Regions from separate parts of the Homo sapiens genome. Here region 2 is linked to region 1. A link is a contact called in ENCODE Hi-C or POLR2A ChIA-PET data. All regions are on one chromosome and are shown on one strand. Each heading gives the region's core, a stretch centred on a gene start or an enhancer-like site at or near the end of the contact. The rest is flanking DNA. Distances are from core to core; before and after follow the strand shown. Region 1 holds the start of FYN (FYN proto-oncogene, Src family tyrosine kinase). Region 2 overlaps LINC02541 (long intergenic non-protein coding RNA 2541).

Region 1 (5,032 bases), core at 1,273-3,772:
CAGTACACTCATTAACCCTATTGCTTTTTTTATCGTAAAAAGTTCCACGATGAATGTTCTTAAAAAGTGTGTAAGTAAATATTTAATGAATCATAACTCTTTTCTAATAAAATTACTGAAGACTAAACCTACAGTTCTGTTACTTATAAAAATAGTCGAGGAGCCATACTTTTAGGAAAGAACAGGTTCAACTTAAGTTTTGACAATATCGATTAAGCATGTAATAGTCACTGGCTTACAAAACGGAACATTAAGCCCCCAGATTTACATTAACATTTCTTCCTTAAAGGGAACATCAAATGGTTTAGACTTCAGTCAAGATTCTCTACAGCCCCAGTTCATAGCCAAGTGGCCTCAAAGCCTCAGATAGTTAAACCACTTCCTCCAAAAGTCTGTGAGTCCCTTCATCTGAATACAGGGTACCCATGGAGCAGGGACTGGGGAAGAAGACAGTACATAGGGTGGAAAGTATTGCAGTTGCTTGGGTGGTGAGAAAGGAAGTAGGCGTCCCAAGACTACCTTGAAGCAGGCAAGAGGCAGTCTGCAGTGGTCTTCCAAATGCTAACTCTAGACCGTTTTATCCACGTCCCCAGGTATTTACTTCAATAAAAGGGTAAAACAACATCACTGGGCAGACAGGATTTCATTTCAAAAGACTTCAGTACAGTGCCCTCTTAGACTTGAGAGAAGAAGCCATTCAGGCTGCCTCCCTCTTATCAAATAACAATTTAATTCTGATTCAGAAACAAAATTCTTGTGACCCCCACACCAATCTACTCTACCCCAGCTCTTAGTACTTGTTCCCAAAAGGACAGGGGAAAGAACGAGGGGATGGGGAGGCTACCTTAAAAGTAAAGCAACTCTTAAGACTGCTGGGATAACTGTTCCCTTAAATCTAAGAAACACTGCAGCTGCCAGTCAACACTACCGGTCTCTGAACACAGCAAAATGCCGACACCTGCCACCCGGCATCCGGGGGTTCTTTTATTTTTTGGTAAATGTGGCAGGAAAGACTCAGAGAGATCAACTGCTTCATGGGAAAGAAAGGGAAGCCCCAGGGAAGAGAGACAAGAAGCATCGTGCCTATCCTAGGGTACTTTGTGTGTCTCCTCTCTATGCACTGAAAGGGCTCTTTGTGTCACACTCACACTCACACACCCGGCGAGTCTGTGTGATTTATTGGGGGAAGGAGGGGCAAGAAGGGTGATTTTATTATCCCTCTTCCCAGTGAGTCCCAGCACATCTCTGCTGGGCCCAAGCTCGGTGGCCTCCTTCTGGCCCAGTCCCCTCCGCCTGTGGCCGCAGAGATAACAGAGGGGAGGAGCCCAAACAAAAACAGCCATGGATCTAGGGAAGTAGAGAGGAAATCCAGCGAGGGAGCCGGAAAGGAAGGAGAAAAGAGCTGGAGGGAGCAGAGGGGTGGGGGACAGAGGAAGAGGAGGGAAGGCTCCAGCACAGGGGAAAGGGGAAGGGTGGGTGGGTGGTGGCACAGGAAGAGTGAAGGGGAGGATGGGGGAAGTGCAAGGGAGGTGCCAGAAATAGGCAGGAGGATGGGTTGGAGAAGGCGACCGCCGCCGAGGGAGGAGGCCGAGAGGTGGAGGAGTGGGGCAGGGGTTGGGTGGGGAGGGAAGCAGCACGGGGCATCAATTATTAAGTGATTACATCATCCCTGACATTAAAACAACACACACAGCCCCAGTCCCCGCGGGGGGCCCCAAAAGGAGGGCGGGGGCGGAGTCTGGGCCAGCCTCGCCCCCAAGCCAATTCCCATTTTCACCCGGCGCCCGCTTGCGGGCGAGGAAATGGGGTCCCCATCCCCGCGCTGCCTCGGGGCCGCACCCCGCAGGGGTGTCCTCCGGTGCAACCGCGGGAAGACCCCAAGCACCGACTCCCCGGCAGCCCCGCGGAGCGCCCTGGCGGCCAAGGGACCGCAGCACCGGGCCCTGCGGCGGGGGCGGCGTGCGCGGGGGCGCCGGCGGCCGGGCTTCTCCGCAGCATCCCCGAGGCCTCCCGCGACGCATCCCCGCCGCCTGCTTACCTGCGCGGCGCTGAGGCTCCGGAGCCCACTCACATGGTCCTCTCCCCGCCCTCCTCCGGCGCGGCCGAGGCGGCTCCGGGGGGTCCCCGGCGGGCCCGGGAGCCGGTGGGCCTTCCGAGAGCACCGAGGGGGCGGCGCCGGGGTGTCCCCGGCCCGGCGGCCGAATCCCTCCCTGGCGCGGGCGGCGGCCGCCGGGCGGTGCGGCGCGGGCGGCGGCTTTGTGTGCGCCCGGGCGGTCCTCGGTGCGCTGGGAGAAGCGCGGCGCGCCCGGGCGGGAGAGGACGCGCCGCTCGCACAACAACCTCGCCTCTACTCTCGCCGCCGGGCGGCGGGCGGGTCTCGAAGGCCTTCGGCTCGCGGCGACCCCTCCTCCTCGCCCGCGGCAGCCCCCTCCTCGCCGGCTCCGCTCCTGACAGATGGCGCAACTGCAACGACGCGCCGCCGCCACCAGCGCGGCTGCTCGCTGCTACTCTTGCTGATGCTCTGCCCCTCCAGCTCCGGAGGGGAGCGAGGAGGGGGCGGGGCGCGCCTCGAGAGTGACAGGCCCGGCTGCCCTATCAAAGAGCCCCTTGGGAGCTGCGAGCCGCAACCATTGGCGCCTGGGGCGTGGGCGGGACGGCAGTAGGTGGGGCCGCCGAGTGGGTTGAGCGTTACTGTGGCAGCGGGCATCCCAGGGTGCGTGCGGTGCAGGGTGTGCAAGAAAATGCGAGGTTGGAGGAGGAGGTCTGTGTGTTTTTAAGGATTGTGTGGAGTTGTGAGGTGGCGGAGTAGGGCGGGAGAAAGAGCGGAGAGTGTGAACTGCAGTTTCCGCTTTGCGGAAGGTTGCAGCTGCTGCTGCAGATTGGCACCTGCCATTCCCCCAAAACCATGGGAAACTGCCTCGAGACAGGGCTATCTTGCCTTTCTGGTGTCTTTTCATTTGAGGGTGAGAGGATGAAATGGAAAATTGGGCGGTGATAGCAGCGTTTTCTTTGATCAAACTGAAAAGAGTACGGAGCAAAGTAGAATCCTGTCCTGAAACGTGGAAACGCACAACAAATAACAATGAGGAGGAGAAGGAGATTAGGATCATTTTATCAGTCCCCTATTTCTGCGGACACTCATTTATATTTTTTTTCTAGCAAAAGTCTGGAGGAAGTATTACTGAAATAGGGGGAGGGGCCAAGCGGCGACTAAGGAACCTGAAATGACAGAGATTTGTTCGTACATTCCCCGCCCCACCCCCAAAAAACCTCGTTTAATTGTAGTCATTGGTTGTCTTTGGTTTCTCATAACATTCAAACTTCTCATGTTTTTTTCCCCTTCACTGAATCTGAGCTTTTGCTCATATTTCCCTTGATGAAATAATTGCCGGTTTAGTATACAGTTGGGAGTGCATCGGTCTTTATTTCCTATCCAGCTTTTCTATGGCAGGATGTAACTTCATAAAAAGAAACACTTTGGCTTCCTGATTTTCTTTATAGGTAATTCCTGTTTACTGAAAGTTCTGCTTTAAGGCATACTCAGAATCGCTCTCCTTAATGATTTTGGCAAGAACCCTACCTTCCCCCTCAGCAAATCTAATGTTCTAAGAAATTATAAGTGAATCAGCTTCTGCTTCTGTGCTCAAAATCTATAATATTGCCTTTCCGGCCCACTACTTGTTTTTACTGTAGTTTAAAAAAATCTGTCCCTTTTGCTGACTTTTTTCTTTTTGTACACACTACTTTTTAAGAAAAGTTGCTAACATTTATTAAATGATCTGCATCCTATGGAGGAGGAAACTGAGGAAAAGAAAAGTTAAGTAACTAACTCAAGGTGACAGTATACAGAGGTTACTGGATTTTTTTCCTTTTCCTTAAACAAAATGACAAATTAAACCATGTTTAAATTGTGTCTGGAAATTCCATAATCCCAAGAAATGGAACCATAGCTAGGACTAGGATATTTCCATACAAGAGAAAGCCAGCTTCATTTAGCCAAGAATTGCTTATCTCAAGAGCAGAGGCTCTTCGTCCTCAGGGCTAGTCCGCAATGGCTGCTCTGGGTTTATTTGGATTGGGATGCAGAGGCAGTTGGGTAGAGCAATGGTTCTCAAACTTTGACATGTATCAGAAATAACTGAAGGGGCTTGCTTAAACATGAATTGCTGTGTTTAACCACCTGAGGTTCTGATTTAGGGGGTTTGGGATGGTGCCCAAGAATTTGCACATTTAGCAAGTTCCCAGGTGATGTTGATACAGCCAATCTGGAGACAGCACCTTGAGGACCATAGTTCTAGAATTGGGCTGTCCGAGGAGGTAGCCACTAGCCACATGACTGTTAAGTACTTGAAATGTACTTCAGTATTGGAAATTTGGCTACTGCAAATTAGGATGTGCTGTAAATGTAAAAGATGTATTAGATATTTCAGATCAAGCATGAAAAATGGAATGTAAAGTATCCCATTTTAATATTGATTACATGTTAAAATGATAGTCTAAATGTACTGTGCTAAATAAAACATTATTAGAGTTAATTAAATTGTTTCTTTTATTTTTTAAATGCGTCTACTAGAAAATTTTAAATAACCTATGTGGCTCAAGTTATATCTCTATCGGGCAGCACTGGTCTGGAGTTGTTTCTGATTCCAGCTCCACAGTTCACTGTTGGGAGCGCTTTGATGAAGCAAGTCGCTTATCCTTTTTGAACCTTAGTGTCCTCATACGTAAAATGGGAAAAATAGTAAAACTGTTCTCAAACTATTCCGGACAGACTAAGTGTCATATGCTCTCAAGAAAAAAACACTCTTAGGCTATATATCTCCTTGAAATCTCATGTTTAGTTCAATCTATCTTACGCTAAATCTGGAAATCTGGAGTAGGTGGGATAAGTCCTCTCTCTCTCTCTCTCTCTCTCTCTCCCTCTCTCCTCCTCTCTCTCTGTTTCTTCACGAGAAGTCACTTCTTAGTGTCTGCAACTGTAATAGCTTCTTGATCTAATTAGTGGACAAAGAGACAATGTGATTAAAATGAC
Region 2 (5,032 bases), core at 912-3,411, 1.8 Mb after region 1:
TAGCTAGTTTCATTTTGATAGCACAAATTTTAGACCCTACCCTAATGAAACTATAATACATGAATAAAAAATGAAAGTTAATATATGAAAATGAAACCAATCATTACAATAAAAGGATGGGATTGAGGCTATATTTTCTAATTATGAAAAATCTCTTTTATGATATTTAATGTGATTTAAAGGATTTTCAAAACACTTAGTACAAATCTCTATGTAAATATTAATGTTTAAAAAATATTGCAGCCTAGGCAACATAGCAAGGCTCTGTCTCAAAAAAAATATTGCAGACTATTCACTTATGTTACAACATATACTCAAGTGGGAAATTCCCTGGTGACAAAATATCTAGAAAGTATGCCAATAAACACACACACACACACACACACACTTCAATTAAAGGAATGAGCCCATTTAATGAAATGGACTATCTCTTATCATGATATGTAAATAGCATTTCAGTTATAGAAAAAATACTACAAAAATCACTAGAGCAATTTTTTTCATTGCAAGACCTGAACATAAGGTGTATATTTTTGTAACTGTGTTTTTTAGAAAAGAAGAAGTAAAAGAAGAACCACCTGCACCTAGGTGGCAATTCCCCATCACAGGGGGAGGGAGCCAGTCTTGGCCACTGGGCACAGAAGAGACTGCTTAGGAAATCCCTGTGAGCTCTAAAGGAAGTAAGAAAACACAGAAATGCAAAGCTCCAATACTCCCCCACGTATCACAGACTCCTCTAAATTTCCCACTGGGTGTTTCAAGAGTTGGTCCTGGTGAGGTGGGAGGGGGAGACCAAAGGGAAGAGAAAAAAAAAAACAAAGGCCATTTGTGGGGAAGCTGAAAGGACATGGAGGTACAGAGGCAGAAATGGTGGCAGTGACGACATATGGGGCAAATATGCCCAGACCCTCAGCCTCCCCACTGCACCCACACTGTCCACAGGACAATCGGGGCAGGACCTTCATCTGTGTCCTCCGGTTGAGGGGTTGCCTACATAATCTGAAAGAGAAGCGTGAAACTCCAGAAGGGGAAAAAAATGCCTCTTTTGAAGGGGACTTCCCTTGCCAGTGAGGTTTCAGATCATGTTCTGTAACAGCCTACTGGCCTGTGACAGGGCCTCCAGGAAATGAGACAACTCAGATGCAGAGTACTAAGGGAAAAATTTCAGTAGTGGCTTGAGAAAACTAACTGTTGAGTCTGACAAAGCAAAGTTCTAAGATAGTGCGAAGTATAACTAGGGCTGCTTTGAAAAGGAAACCCAGAGAGCAAGGACAGGTGTCGCTTAGTTTTAAAAAATAATTAGAGCTTCTGTTTATTGAAAGCCTACCATGTGTCAGGAGCCTTGCATGCCTTATCTCTTACTCTTACATCAGATGATATGAAATTGACATTATTATCCCCATTCTCATCTGTAAAGTGAGAAAACATACTCAGATAAATTAAGTAAATTAGCCAACATCATCCAGTTCCAGGGCCACGATTCAAGCCAAGGTCCATCCGATACCAATTACTATGCTTCTGCCTTGGCCCTTCTGTCATTAATTCATGTGGTTCACTGTGAAAGTCATGGACTTCTTTAAACCTAGATTTCCCCTTATGACATGGTACAAGTAAGCCTAAAGTTAGATAAAATCATAGCCTATGATGAGCTAATTTAAGCTTCAATCTGTCTCTGTCACTAGCCAGTTCTGTGGAAATGGACAACTCAAGTAACTTCTCCAGGTCTCAGTGTTCCCATCTAAAAAGTGGGGTTGTAGTGGGCCTCTACAGCTCTTGACTTCTATGAGGCACACCGAGTCCTCACATGCCAACATAAAAAAGGAAATTTCAAAATTGTCTTTGTTTTTTAACAAAGTATATGAGGGGATTATTCCAGTTCTCTATGAATAATATATATATTTAAAGAGCCTATGTTTAAAAAATTAAAATGCTTTAAAACATTTTCTAGATGGCCTTACAAATGGAAAAAAAAAGTATTCCTAGCCAACCCTCTGTCAGCAGAAAGGCCACACAGAAAAAAGCAAATCACAATTCTTTACCCCTCTCAGCATAAATCATTACTCACCGTGGGAAAATGATTACTTGCCAGGAAGTAGAACCTATGAATCATTATACTGTTGTCCTCGACCTCTGATAGAGCAAGAATTAGGGGAAAGACTGAAAAGCTGGGGAGTGAACTCTGATTTGACAATAGTTCCACTCATGGCATCGTAAGGCAATGAAAACAGAAAGCTGATCGAGCCGTAGGGCTGTCAAGTCCCGGTGCTGCTGCAGTGCACGTCTGAACCCAGAGCAGAATGACATGGGCCCCTGACTTTCTGAGTCACTCCTTGGGTCTGAGTCTTCACAGCCCCAGAGTCATTTATCAGCAAATAGAAACAATGCCATCCCTGGGCTTGTCCCGACAGTCAACCTACTTGTTAATGCCTGTGTAAGAGATACCCAGCTTGGAAATAGGAGCAAAAGTCACAAGGAAGGGATTAAGTTGCCTAACATCAGCATTCATTTCCTAAAATAAAAACACATGAAAGATAGACACCACAAATATGTGTTCCCTTGTGGTATCAGCAAATATTGTGCTATAATTTCTCTACTGTTGCTAATAAGCTATGGCACACAACTGTAAATTCTTTTTTTTTTTTTTTTTTTTTGATACAGGATCTTGCTCTGCCATGCAGGCTAGAGTGCAGTGGCACAATAATGGCTCACTGAAGCCTCGACCTTTCAGGCTCAAGCAATCCTCCCACCTTGGCCTCCCAAATAGGTAGGATAGGGCAGGTGTGGTGGCTCATGCCTGTAATCCCAGCACTTTGGGAGTCTGAGGTGGGAGGATTGCTTGAAGCCAGGAGTTCAAGACCAAATAGCTAGCACTACAGGCATGAGCCGCCATGCCCAGCTAATTTTTGAGTCAGGGTCTCACTATGTTACTCAGGCTGGTCTCAAACTCCTGGGCTCAAGCGATCCTCCCACCTCTGCCTCCCAAAGTGTTGGGATTACAAGCATGGGAGCCACCTGTAGGTGGGTGAGGAGCAGTGATCCTCCCACCTCTGCCTCCCAAAGTGCTAGGATTACAGACATGGGAGCTACCACACCCAGCTTGCAAATACTTTTTATATTATGTTTTTCTACATGGCCTTTGATGTCTTTAGAAAATGTTTGTTTTAAGCAAGGATCTTTTTGTGACTAAAAGCACAGAAAAATACAACATAGTTAGTATGTTACACACCAAATATACAAAATCCTAGAAACTTATAGAAGGAGATAGGAAAATTGATCTTATAACTAATCTGAATATTGTTCTCTACTTTCCTTAATGTTTTTAAAGGTAGTGAAAGTAAAACTATATTGTTCTGATGATGTAGAAGGGAGAATGTTTAAAATTCCTCCCAGTTTCAGGAGGAGATATTAGAACCTGTCTTTATTATACTGCATTGATTAGAGGGAAGAGGGTATTACAGCCAAAGTGTTACCTAACCATTAGACTTTCACTGTATTTGATCCCACCTTCTTACTAGTTTAAATAAAATTTAAGCATGTACTACCATATATCTATGTTTTTATTTATGAATGACATAATCATTATTAATTTATTGTGAATAATATAAATCATTCATAAAAATTCATCTTTTTAAAGATTATATTTATTAATAATGATACATTTATATATTTTTATTATTCTCTTTTTCTGTACCTCAATAGATCATGTGCACCCCACTTTGGGACCACTGACCTTTTAGCTTGCTTGTCATGATAGAAGTCATCTACTAAAGGAACTCTGGAATGTTTGAGTCTCTAAATAATCTTGTTATAATCCAAAATAGCCTGTTAATTTCAAGATTGATCTTCAGGCGACTAAACTAAGCACTCATAAGAAATCACAAGGTAAAAGAGTTCAGGTCACTGTTTGGTTAGCTTACAAAGAGTTACTTCTATTTCCCTAAATGTTTTTGAATCACTGCCCTTTGGCTCTGAAGGGACAACTAAATATCATCTCATCAGTAATGCCATTTTCCCTCAAGTGTCTTTAACACAGAGCTGTTTCTCTAGAAGAGAACAAGGTTATATAAATGGGAGAGAACATGTCTCCCTCCAAGATAGTTATGCAACATGGGGAAGATTCCACAGAAGAGAGACAAGGCTGAACAGAGATGATGGTTCTTTTACTTGGACATGGTGATAACTTGAGTTTCTAGATAAACTTGAGTACTATTACTCAGTACTGGTACTGTTGGAAGAACACATAAAACGTCTGGCACAATCAGTGAAAGAAATATGGGCCTGGGTCCGGGTGTTAAATGGGTACAGGAAAGCACTAAACCTCTCACACTCACTCTACACCTACATGCCCCAAATCACAAAATTCCCCTACTTGAAGAGCGTACACTCCCCACTCAATTCACTTCCCATTTAAAAGTGTATTTGTTTGCTTTTCTAAAGATTCCTAGTGGGTTGGGGAAACTCACTAAACCACTATTAACACTTAGTGTGACCTTCAGGAAGAGGCCTCATGGACTAATAAATGTGCTAAGAGGATCTGAAATGTTGGTGATGGGGGTGTGGCAGAGAAGGAAGGATGAAAGGGAGAAACCCGTTTAGAAAGCCTATTGATTTCTAAGGGGGTAATGCTGGGGTGGGGGAAAGTAGTGAATAAATTATCTGACAGGCAAGCAACATCATTCACACTTTTGTTTAGAAATCATTCTAATGACAGCCACCCTAAATTTTGGTTCTATGTTGGGTTAGTTCCACAATCACTGAAATGAGGAAGTGAGCTCAACAATTTTGTAAACCTCAGAGTTGACAAGAAGTTATGAAAATTCCCAGTGGGGTTACATTAGACTCTAGCACTTACTTAAACAAGGAAAAGCAGGGAGATTCCATTGATGAATCATATCTAAGGGACAAGGGAGGCTGTAGGGTTTTCTCAGACAAAATGGGTCTTTACAAAATTGGAGAGAACCAAATGGAGTTAACAAGTTTGGAAGATACAGGTGTATTTCCCATAGAACATGAGAATGAACACTAAATGAGA

Evidence for each region. A loop is a pair of places that touch in the nucleus more often than their neighbours do. ChIA-PET counts read pairs that join two places held with the same protein, here RNA polymerase II (POLR2A). Pooled maps may share reads with other maps.
Region 2: a map with no recorded cell type shows a loop between it and region 1 (3-fold over the local background). The contact joins the enhancer-like site here to the promoter of FYN in region 1. A Hi-C loop is called at or near these places in 1 of 37 single-sample maps with no recorded cell type and 2 of 50 pooled maps. POLR2A ChIA-PET finds 5 or more read pairs at or near these places in 1 of 52 experiments (OCI-LY7).

What each region holds. Positions count from the first base shown.
Region 1 is chr6:111,870,930-111,875,961 of GRCh38, forward strand. FYN (FYN proto-oncogene, Src family tyrosine kinase) reads right to left here and starts at 2,523. Exons shown (of 14, transcript NM_002037.5): 1 at 2,039-2,523. LOC102724646 (a long non-coding RNA gene) reads left to right here and starts at 2,523. Exons shown (of 3, transcript NR_168402.1): 1 at 2,523-2,761. RefSeq lists silencers at 1,643-2,042, 2,193-2,442, 2,563-2,652 and an enhancer at 2,095-2,594.
Region 2 is chr6:113,630,235-113,635,266 of GRCh38, forward strand. All of the region lies in intron 1 of LINC02541 (long intergenic non-protein coding RNA 2541), which reads right to left. Among named protein-coding and RNA genes, the nearest start is that of LINC02541, 17 kb to the right of the region's middle. RefSeq lists enhancers at 742-1,041, 1,062-1,201, 2,072-2,121, 4,687-4,736. Within about 2 kb of position 2,162, at least 26 of the 41 ENCODE cell types and tissues checked have a DNase peak (open chromatin) inside an H3K27ac peak, as active enhancers do; they include OCI-LY7, where a contact is called at or near this core.